Linked DNA regions of Homo sapiens: region 2 is linked to region 1. Evidence: read pairs that join two places in POLR2A ChIA-PET (ENCODE). Cell type or tissue: MCF 10A. All regions are shown on one strand. Each heading gives the region's core, and the rest is flanking DNA. Links, peaks and the distances in the headings are about the cores only.

Region 1 (4,388 bases), core at 255-4,254:
GCTCAGCGGTGACTGACTTTGGGTGTCAAGGAAGAAGCCTCCTAGCTTCTGGTAGTAGATCCTAGCCCCAGAGGCCATCCAGCCGCTCCTTTGTTAGAGCCGGAGTTTGTGAGGCCACAGCGCTTTCCCCACCTCAGACGCCCAATAGCATGCTACTGTGGTTATCCCCATCTTTCGGATGAGCACATCCAGGTTTAAAGTTGCCGTCGCCTGCCAAACAGTGGCAGAGCCAGGATTCGAGCCTTGGCAGTTGATTCCTAGGGTCTATTATGAGTTTGTTACAAACCGAGCTTCTTTCTTCTCCAACCCCACCCCCACCCGCAGCTCTGGAGACCATTTCTCCAGGCTGGGGGACGCAACCTGCCTCCCGAGAGGCGCGTCCCTGTCGCCTCAGGCAGGTGCAGGCCGGGCGGGCGCGTGGGGCGGGGCAGGGGCGTTATCTCCTGACCGAAGAGGGCCGCACATCTGTTTATCTCTGAAGCGGCGCTGGATTGGATTTCTCGATGTTTATCTCCCTCAGAGGAACAGCGCGCTGGGGCTGCGGAGAGCGCAGCTGCGGGCCGGGCAGTGATTGACAGGTCGGGAACAGGGCCTCCCGCCCCTCCTCCGTCTGGGTGGGGGGCGCTTGGCTGCCCACTGCGCACCCCATCCTAGAGCGCTGCAGGTGAGCATGCCGGCGGCCAGGTGCCTCCGAGTTCCTCGGTTACCCGGCGCTCAGGCCTGCTCCTCACTAGGGACCACTTAGCTGAGCCAGAGAGATTGCAGTGTTGACTTAGTGAGGCAGTCTAGGGCGGGGGTGGGGAGCGGGAGAGGTAGCCAGTGAAAAGGTGGATGAAATCCTAATGAGTCAATTTCCTAACCTGCCAGAGAGGCAGCCTAGGGGAACCACGGGAAGTGCCCTCTGCTCTCAAGAATGCCTGGAGCTAAGAGGGGAGCCTTAGTACCCCGAAGAGGTACTGGGAGAGGGAGCTTCAAGGCCATGAGTAGGGCTGCTTCAGGAGGCTGTGAGGTCACAGGAAACCCAGAGTTGAATGTTTGTCTACCTTCCCTAGCTATACCCCCTACCCAAACCAGGCGACCTCCCCACTTTCTTCTCCATCATTGCGGTTTGTACTTATGTACACACCCATCTGGCATGGTTGTGTGGTTGATGAAACTGGGCTCCTGCGGGTAGGGCTGGAGCATGAAGTAGTGTTCAGGCAACACTTGTTGCTGGTTAGGGCTACTGGACCTTTGAGGAAGCAGGCTGAACCGTGGTGTTGCAACTATTGTTCACAAGCCACCTAGGATCATGGGAAAAGTCATCTGGATTTTGATCTTTTTCATGCTGGGGCCCTACTTGGTACCTGTATGTCCTGGTTTATTACATGAATGTCAGCATATGTTGTTGACCTTAATTCTCCCTGCCCCAGTGGCTGCCTTAGAAATGTGGCATGTCCCTCTAAAGCTTTCATTTAGTGCCCTCATTCCAGCCAACATCCAGCTGCCCATTTTTCACTTTCCAGCCCACTTCAGAGTGGGCTGGATACCCTTTGTGCCCCTGACACTAAGGGACAAGTAAGCATGTCTTATCCCTTGTAATGGTGGTCTGAGGTCTGGAATGACTGCAGACAGGACACTCAGGAGCAATCTGAGCAGTGCATACTCTGCCAATTGCTGTGGACTCAAACTCTATAGAGGACATTGGTTGGTCTTATATATATGCTGGCCTGGCAGTGTCGATGGCCCTGTATCTTCAGTGATGAGATACAGGTGCCTGGATTTATCATTTCACCTAGATTATATATAGCTGGCTAGTGGCAATAACCCCACAATAAACTGGTGTCACTTTGATGGGTGAATGGATGGTGGCTGGCCCCATTTGGGACAAATTTCCACCTCCTCAGGCAGAATGGGCACCAACTCTGTGTGTGGGCAGGAGGGCCATAGATTGTTCCAGAGTGCCAAGAAGTGCAGACTCCTGGAAATGAAGCAGGAAACTGGTGTGGGAAGCCTCTGGTGTCCTTCTAGCCCTGTGTTCTAATGAACGTTTAATGTCAGGTGGGGCGAGTGGTCCGTGAATGCTACCATGTTAGTTTCCTCACTTTTTATGTTGTCCTACAGGAGCAGAGCATGGCTCGTACGAATGCTTATCAAATCAGAAACCACAGCTTCCATGGAGGGCCACCAGCAACAAAACTGGTTCTCATACAACGAAAAATGAGGCAGCCCAAGGCCGCAGTGTGTTCTGCTGCGTGTGTATTTACCTTTTCCATAAGCTGCGCTGCACTCAGGCATGGTTCTCCCTGGCTGGGACCTCTGTAGGGAGACCAGAGTGCCAGGGAAGGTCTTACCAGTGCCCTATTTCTTGATGATGAGTCATGATGAGGCTATTACAAAACAAAGCCTGTTTCAAGAAATGAGTAGTTTTGGCTGATTCAGGCTTCAAGACTTGAAATCTGTTTCCCTTTTGTGAGTTAGAGCAGCTCCTGTTAGCAGTGGCCATTAACGTTGGTGTCTGCCAAGACAGAGGCCCAAGCAGGCCAGGGCAGGCACGGCTTTCTCTTCCCGACTATCACACACAGGTGGAACTTAATCCATGATTCCCTTTATTTCTGAAACAAATCTTTATGTTTTCTTTCAGAAGAGACCTTAATGGCCTCTTACCAAGAAGAGGCTTAAAAGGTTTTCTCTCTAAGAACCAGGTCCTGAACATCTTGAGGTGAAGAGTCAGGAATGGGAGGAATTTAACCACCCAGAGTTGCTGGCAGCTGTGAGGGGAAAGCCTGGAGCCATGTTTGAGAAACAGGCTCCACAGGGGTGGCTTAACTGAAGAGAGGAGAGCAGATCATGAGGCTGGAAAGATGGGCTTGGGGAAGGACTGAGGAGTCAGTGCATAGCCCTCTCTGTCCTCTGGAGCCTTGAGAATATTCGCTTTTAGAGACAGATAAATGGAGAATATCCCGGGCACACCACCAAGCCCTGCCAGGAGCTGAAGCCAGGGCTTAAAGCATCATGTGTGAAGGTCCCTGGGCGGTGCCCTGGAGAATCCCGGCAGAGGCTTCCTATCTCTGGTTATTGTTTCAGCTCTCCACATACCGCTAGTCCCTCCATCATTTAGGCCACAGCATTGTGCTGGCTGTGGCTACTCCCTGTTTCCCATCCCATTGTAACAGACCCCTTTTCGACCAAGTCCTTTCAGTTCGAACAAGAAGACAAAGGCTGGCCCTCCAAGGAGAGGCTTCTCTTTCTAAATATTTACCCTGCTGCCCTGATTCATCATTAAGACTTCCTTTGTGTGGAGCTGCACAGGCACAAGTCATTGCCCCCCAGCCCACCATGCTTGACATGGCCAGTGGTTCAAGCCTCCCTGTCCTTCCCTTGCCTCCTTTAGGGGTAAAAGATGCAGAGGCTTGAACCACTTCTCCCTTCCTGCCTTCTGGAGAGGCCCTGGGCCAGCCACTGGCTGGCAATGCTCAAGAGGTGCCTCTGACAGTGCAGGTTTACTTTCTTTCTTTTTTTACGTGGTCAAAGGATATTTGAAGATTGAAAGTTCACTAAGCATTTTAGGAACTCATTCCAAGGCAGCTCACATTCCTTCAACAAATGTTGATTGAGTACATGTGTGAGATGGGCCTTGTCTTTCCTTCCAGAGCCCTTAGAACCCAGCATAAGCCTGATGCGCAGAAGGTGCTTAGAAATACCAAGAGAATCACAGAGCAGCCACGGGAGGAAGTCATCAGACAGAGAGGAGACTCCTTGCCTACCCTAGCAAGCTCTTCTTCTCACAGTTTTACTGCATATGGTTCTGACGTCACTTCCTAGGCAGGTTTAGCTTTTTGTTTCTGTAGAAGACATTTTCTGGAAAACTGCATAAGTTAGGTTGTTGTAAATTGGAACCTTGGAATTGTCCCAGACTCCTAGAAATGGGATAAGAGGTGCAAGAGTCCTTATCCAAGTGGTTTAAACAGCAGTAAACATTTGTTGTCTCACTGTTTATGTGGGTCAGAAGTTTGGAAATGGCTTAGCTGTGTGGTTCTGTTGTGGGGTGTCTCATGTGGTTGCAGTCAAGATGTCAGCTGAGGCTGCAATCTTTTGAAGGGGTGACTGGGAATGGAAGAGCTGCTCCCAAGATGGCATGCTCACATTGTGGGCAGTTGGTGTTGGCTGTTGGTGAGGGCCTCAGTTCCTCACTTTGTAGACCTCTTCACTGGGCTGCTTGAGTATTCTCAAGACATTGCAGCTAGCTGGCTGCCCCCAAAGCAAGTGTTCCAACAGTGGCAAGGAAAATGCCACAATGTCCTTTCTGACGCAGCCTTGGAAGTCATAGTCCATCGTTTCTGTAACATCCTTGCATTAGTCTGTTTTCATGCTGCTGAGAAAGACATACCTGAGACTGGGAAGGAAAA
Region 2 (4,388 bases), core at 84-4,083, 77 kb after region 1:
GTGGGGCCAGTGCTTGGGTGAGTGCCCGGATCAGTGGCTGGACCAGTGTGAGGTGACACTGTTGCTGTTATTAATGATCCAATCTGTAACTTGGGATGTCAGAGAAGGGAGGGACCATCGGGGCCAGCAGAGTTAGAGGAGGGTGGCCTAGCACTAGAGCCACAGGCAGGACGAGGAGAGCCCCAGCAAAGACAGGGAGTGTGTATGGCTTGTTTACAAGCGGCACCCCACGGCCTGTGCTGTCTTGGAGCAGCTTTTGCTCTCGGTGGCCGGGGCTCTTCAGCCAGCTTTGTACACTGCCCTTCCCTCCTGAGGCTCCACTGGTGCTGCTCTGAGGCCAGGCAGGGTTCAGGGCTCCCAGCAAGAGGCTTGGCCTCTGCTCTGCCCTGCCCTGCCCTGGTATGCACTGTCTTCTGGGGCTCTTGCATTCTGTTCTGTCTGTTGGTCTTGGGGTTTCCCTGTCTAGTCTACCTTCTTTCTCCATAATGAAGGGAAAGGCAGGGCTGCTGCAGGGCATTCATGGTCACCAGCTCACTGTGGCCTCAGCTTGCCCCTCCTCCACCCCTCAGCAGAAAGGCTGCCAGGCCCAGCCATTGGAGGGTGTGATGAGTGGTAGCTGTGTGACTCTGGGCAACTTTCTCAACCTCTCTGATCTTCAGCTTCCTCAGGAATACATGTGGTGTAATCTGAAGCCGCCAGGAGGAAATAAGATGGTGATAAAAGCGTTTGTGGTAGCATCTTGCCGGGGACATGCTGAGACAGGGTACTTGCTGGGTGTCCTCGTAAGTGTGTGCAGAACCAGTGTTTCAGGAAGCTTCCGGGGAGGTGAAGGGGACATGGGTGACTGGCTTCCAGTTGCTAGTGTAGCAGACAGGGTGGAGTCCTTCTGGGTGTGGAGAACCCAGGGAAGGCAGAGAGGCCTGTTTCAGGGCCTGGCTGACTTTAGGATACGGTGAGATGCAGGGCTGTGGGTAGTTGGTACAAAGTGCAAAGTGGCTGGTCTGGTGTTGTGCTTATTAAAATAGCTTCTGGCTGGGCATGGTGGCTCATGCCTGTAATCCCAGCACTTTGGGAGGCTGAGGTGGGAGGAGGATCACTTGAGTCCAGGAGTTTGAGACTGTCCTGGGCAACATAGAGAGATCCCATCTTGCCAGGCATGGTGGTATGTGCCTGTAGTCCCAGCTACTTGGGAGGCTGAGGCAGGAGGATCCCTTGAGGTCAGGAGTTCAAGGCTGCAGTGAACTATGATCGTGCCACTGCACTCCAGCCTGGGTGACAGAGCAAGACCCTGTCTCAGGAAAAAAATAAAAATAAAAAAATAAAAAAAGGGCTTCCATTACCACGTGCTCACCATGCCCTGGTATCCTGCTAAGTGCTTTACATGGGCCTACGACATGCAGTCCCTAGAAGCACAATGAGGTGTGCCCTACTGTCCACCTGTCCACCTGGCAGGAGCAGGAACAGCTCCAGTATCTCCCAGGCGTGGCTCCCACGCCTCCAGAGTCCAGAGTCTGCCCAGCTCCAGAGTCCCACAGCCTCCCAGGTGGGCATTTCCCACCTCCCCGAGTCCCCCTGGCATCTTGGGGCCCTGGACCCCAGGGTATCTTGACTGGCCCCATCTACTATCTTCTCTAAGTGGGAGAATATGAGTGATGTGCTCACCTCTTTAAGCCTTGGTTTCCTCATCTGTAAAATGGAGCTTCAATAGAACCACCCCCGTTGTGGTTGTTACCAGGATTCAAAGAGATAGGGCATGTAAGGCTCCCCGCACAGGGTCTGGCTCACAGTAGGCAATAATTACACCAGTCCTCTATTGTTGCCGTCCTTATGCAGCCCCAGGGAACTTGGAGAGCCCTTGGCTGAGGCATCCAGCCTCTTTGCTGCCCTCTGGTGCTGAGGCTCAGTGTGGTCTTGCGTGGAGGAGGCTGGGATCGTGACCCTCTAGTTCCCTGTGCTCCAACCTGCCTGCTCTGATACACCTGCTGCAGGGGTAGGAATCGTCGGGGAAGGAGCCTTAGCCTCAAGGCCTGGCTTCTTGGCTTCCTGACTGTAATGACAGCTCCACACGTTCCACAGAGGTGATGGTGTTGACAGGTATTTGGGAAATACCAGTTTTCTTTCCCAGCATATTTGTCCTTATTTTTTCAGGACATGGTAAACATTTTATTGTCATCCTAGCTTAATTAAATAGAAAAAAGGTGGCAGTCTAGAATTTTGGTACATTTCAAATATATTTTATTACTTTCCATCTTAGAAAGAATATGAAACCTGCATGCAATGCTAATGGTTTCTGACATGTACATAGCATATAACACAGCAGTACAATGCGGCATATACTGGGGGGCAGTGTGTGGAGGGGGCGTTCTTAAGGGTATATGTACAGAGGAAAGGGCGCATGGTCATCTTAGCTTTCGAAAGAGGACTGCACTGTTTAACATTGAAGAATTACATGGGGAATCACAAATATATTGCTTTAGTACTGCATGTTCTGTTGTGGTGAGGGAAAGAAACATGCTTTGAAGGTTTTCCCTTGTCAACAGAATGTGTGTCTGTAGCTGTGTATTGCGCATGTATTCATATATTTTTAAGTTTTCTCCTAAGGTTTTTGCTGACAGTGTTGGGAACCTCACATGCTTCTGAAGCATTAAATATTGAACCTGTGAACCTTTCAGAAATCCTCAGGTTGGGAAAGACCCCACACCTTCTTTAAGGATCATTTGTCTCGCCATCACAGGATCTTGGAAATGTTTCCTAGGGTGTGTAAAAATTAACCAGGGGGGAATGAAGCACATTTTTCTGGCAACCAAACTTGAGTTCCTCAGAGAACAGATGCAGAGAGACCTGCTCCTGCTTGCCCGGCTACAGGGGCCACTGTGGAGTCACACTGAGGCTGTGACCGGCCATAAGCCCAGGAGAGCCCGTGGCAGCTGTGCCGAGGCGCCAGGACCTCTAAGCGGAAGCTTCCCAAGCTAGGAATGGAGCAACACTGCAATGAAATGTGTCCACCAAGCTCATTGTTCCTCCCGGGCGCTTATAAAGCTCAGATGTATAGTGACGTATGGACAAATACAAAAAAGCATTTTTTAAAAAGGAAAGGCATGAGTTTTCCCCTTTTTGATAAAAAGCAGCCTGTGATGAAGTCTGGAGCACAAGAGAGATGGGTCTCCCATCTGGAAGCCTTTCGCACGCAGCTATAAAATGTAAAAACTGACCGTTGGTAAAAAGTGCTTCATAACAATATATAATTTGTGTCTTATGCCTGTGAGAAAGAAAGGCTTTTTTTTTTTTTTTTTTTTTTTTTTTTTTTTTTTTTTTTTTTAATCTGCAAAGTCCTTTGCACAAGTCTCCCAACTGGTTTGGAGTTTTCCCTTCTGAGGTTTTTCACCCTATTCTTCGTAGACCCTGGGGAGAAAAAACACATGTGTAAGTGGCTCAGGACATGAGGCAGGCCGTTCACAAGATGCTGGCTAAGCGGCTTCATTCACGTCTGGTCTGCAGGGAATGCCCCTGTCCCAGAACTGCAGGAACCCCCAGGAGAAGTGGGAGGGATCCTTCTGAGGATGTGGTCCCGGGGACCATGAAAACTCACACCAGTGTGGCTTTGTCTTTTCTAACCATCTGCAATCTCACTTCTGCAATCTCATTTTGTCCTCAGAGGCCTATGGAACAAACCCGCTTTGCATATGAGGAAACTGAGGCACCACAGACTTAAGATTTGCCCAGTGGCCACCGACTGTTAGTGGCAGGAATGTAGTCTTTCTCTAGCATGGCGGGCTGCTCCCACACCTCCTTGTTTCTTTCCGCGTCTGTACTCAGCCTCTCTATTTAGAGAAAATAGCAAGGGTGGGAGGCATTCCCTTACTTGACTTAGGCTTGTATATTTCTTTGTATTTTGCCCAAATAATGCATGTCCTCCAGAAGAATGCTAGCTCTAGAAGCTGCTTCCTGGAGACAGAAGAGGTGGTTGGTGGGGTGGGGCAGTGGTGCAGGAGGCCTGTGCCCCTCAGTCCCTGCTCCTGGCTGCATTGCCTCATCTCTACTCGTTCCCAGCCCCACCTTCCCCTCACCTCTCAAGCTGTGCCCAGTTAGATATTTTGCTTTCTTCTAGTTCTGCCCCATGGCTGCCCTGGGGCCATACGTTACACTTAGCCTATCACTTTTCTGTCTCGTTCTTGATTTCTGAGTAAGACCACTGAATTATCCATTGAAATAAAATGCCTGACTAGGCTGCTTCCTGTGGTGGCCAGAAGCTCCCTGGAAGCTCTGGTCTCTGAAGTGCACAGAGCTCCTCTGTGTGGCCCCCATGGGCCTGAGCCCACCGTATACCCTTCTACTTCCTCCAACCTAGCTTTGGCATTCTCTTTCTCTCTCTCTCTGTACAAAGAGGA

What was found. Peaks named below come from ENCODE experiments on the same cell type or tissue, not always from the same donor. Only the 100,000 strongest peaks of a DNase experiment are listed, where the experiment ranks them.
Region 2: POLR2A ChIA-PET joins it to region 1 with 6 read pairs; 3 of 35 experiments call an interaction of 5 or more read pairs at or near these places.

The regions. Positions count from the first base shown.
Region 1 is chr5:135,491,242-135,495,629 of GRCh38, forward strand. No RefSeq gene overlaps it. Among named protein-coding and RNA genes, the nearest start is that of TIFAB, 41 kb to the left of the region's middle. RefSeq lists an enhancer at 1-114. In MCF 10A, for the core only: CTCF peaks have their summits at 886 and 1,089; DNase peaks (open chromatin) are centred at 830, 1,170 and 2,400.
Region 2 is chr5:135,568,467-135,572,854 of GRCh38, forward strand. It overlaps CXCL14 (C-X-C motif chemokine ligand 14), which reads right to left. Exons shown (of 4, transcript NM_004887.5): 4 at 2,213-3,402. The coding sequence ends at 3,387. Among named protein-coding and RNA genes, the nearest start is that of CXCL14, 8.3 kb to the right of the region's middle. RefSeq lists enhancers at 1-782, 1,515-2,015. In MCF 10A, for the core only: a CTCF peak has its summit at 1,907 (motif pointing left); a DNase peak (open chromatin) is centred at 1,875.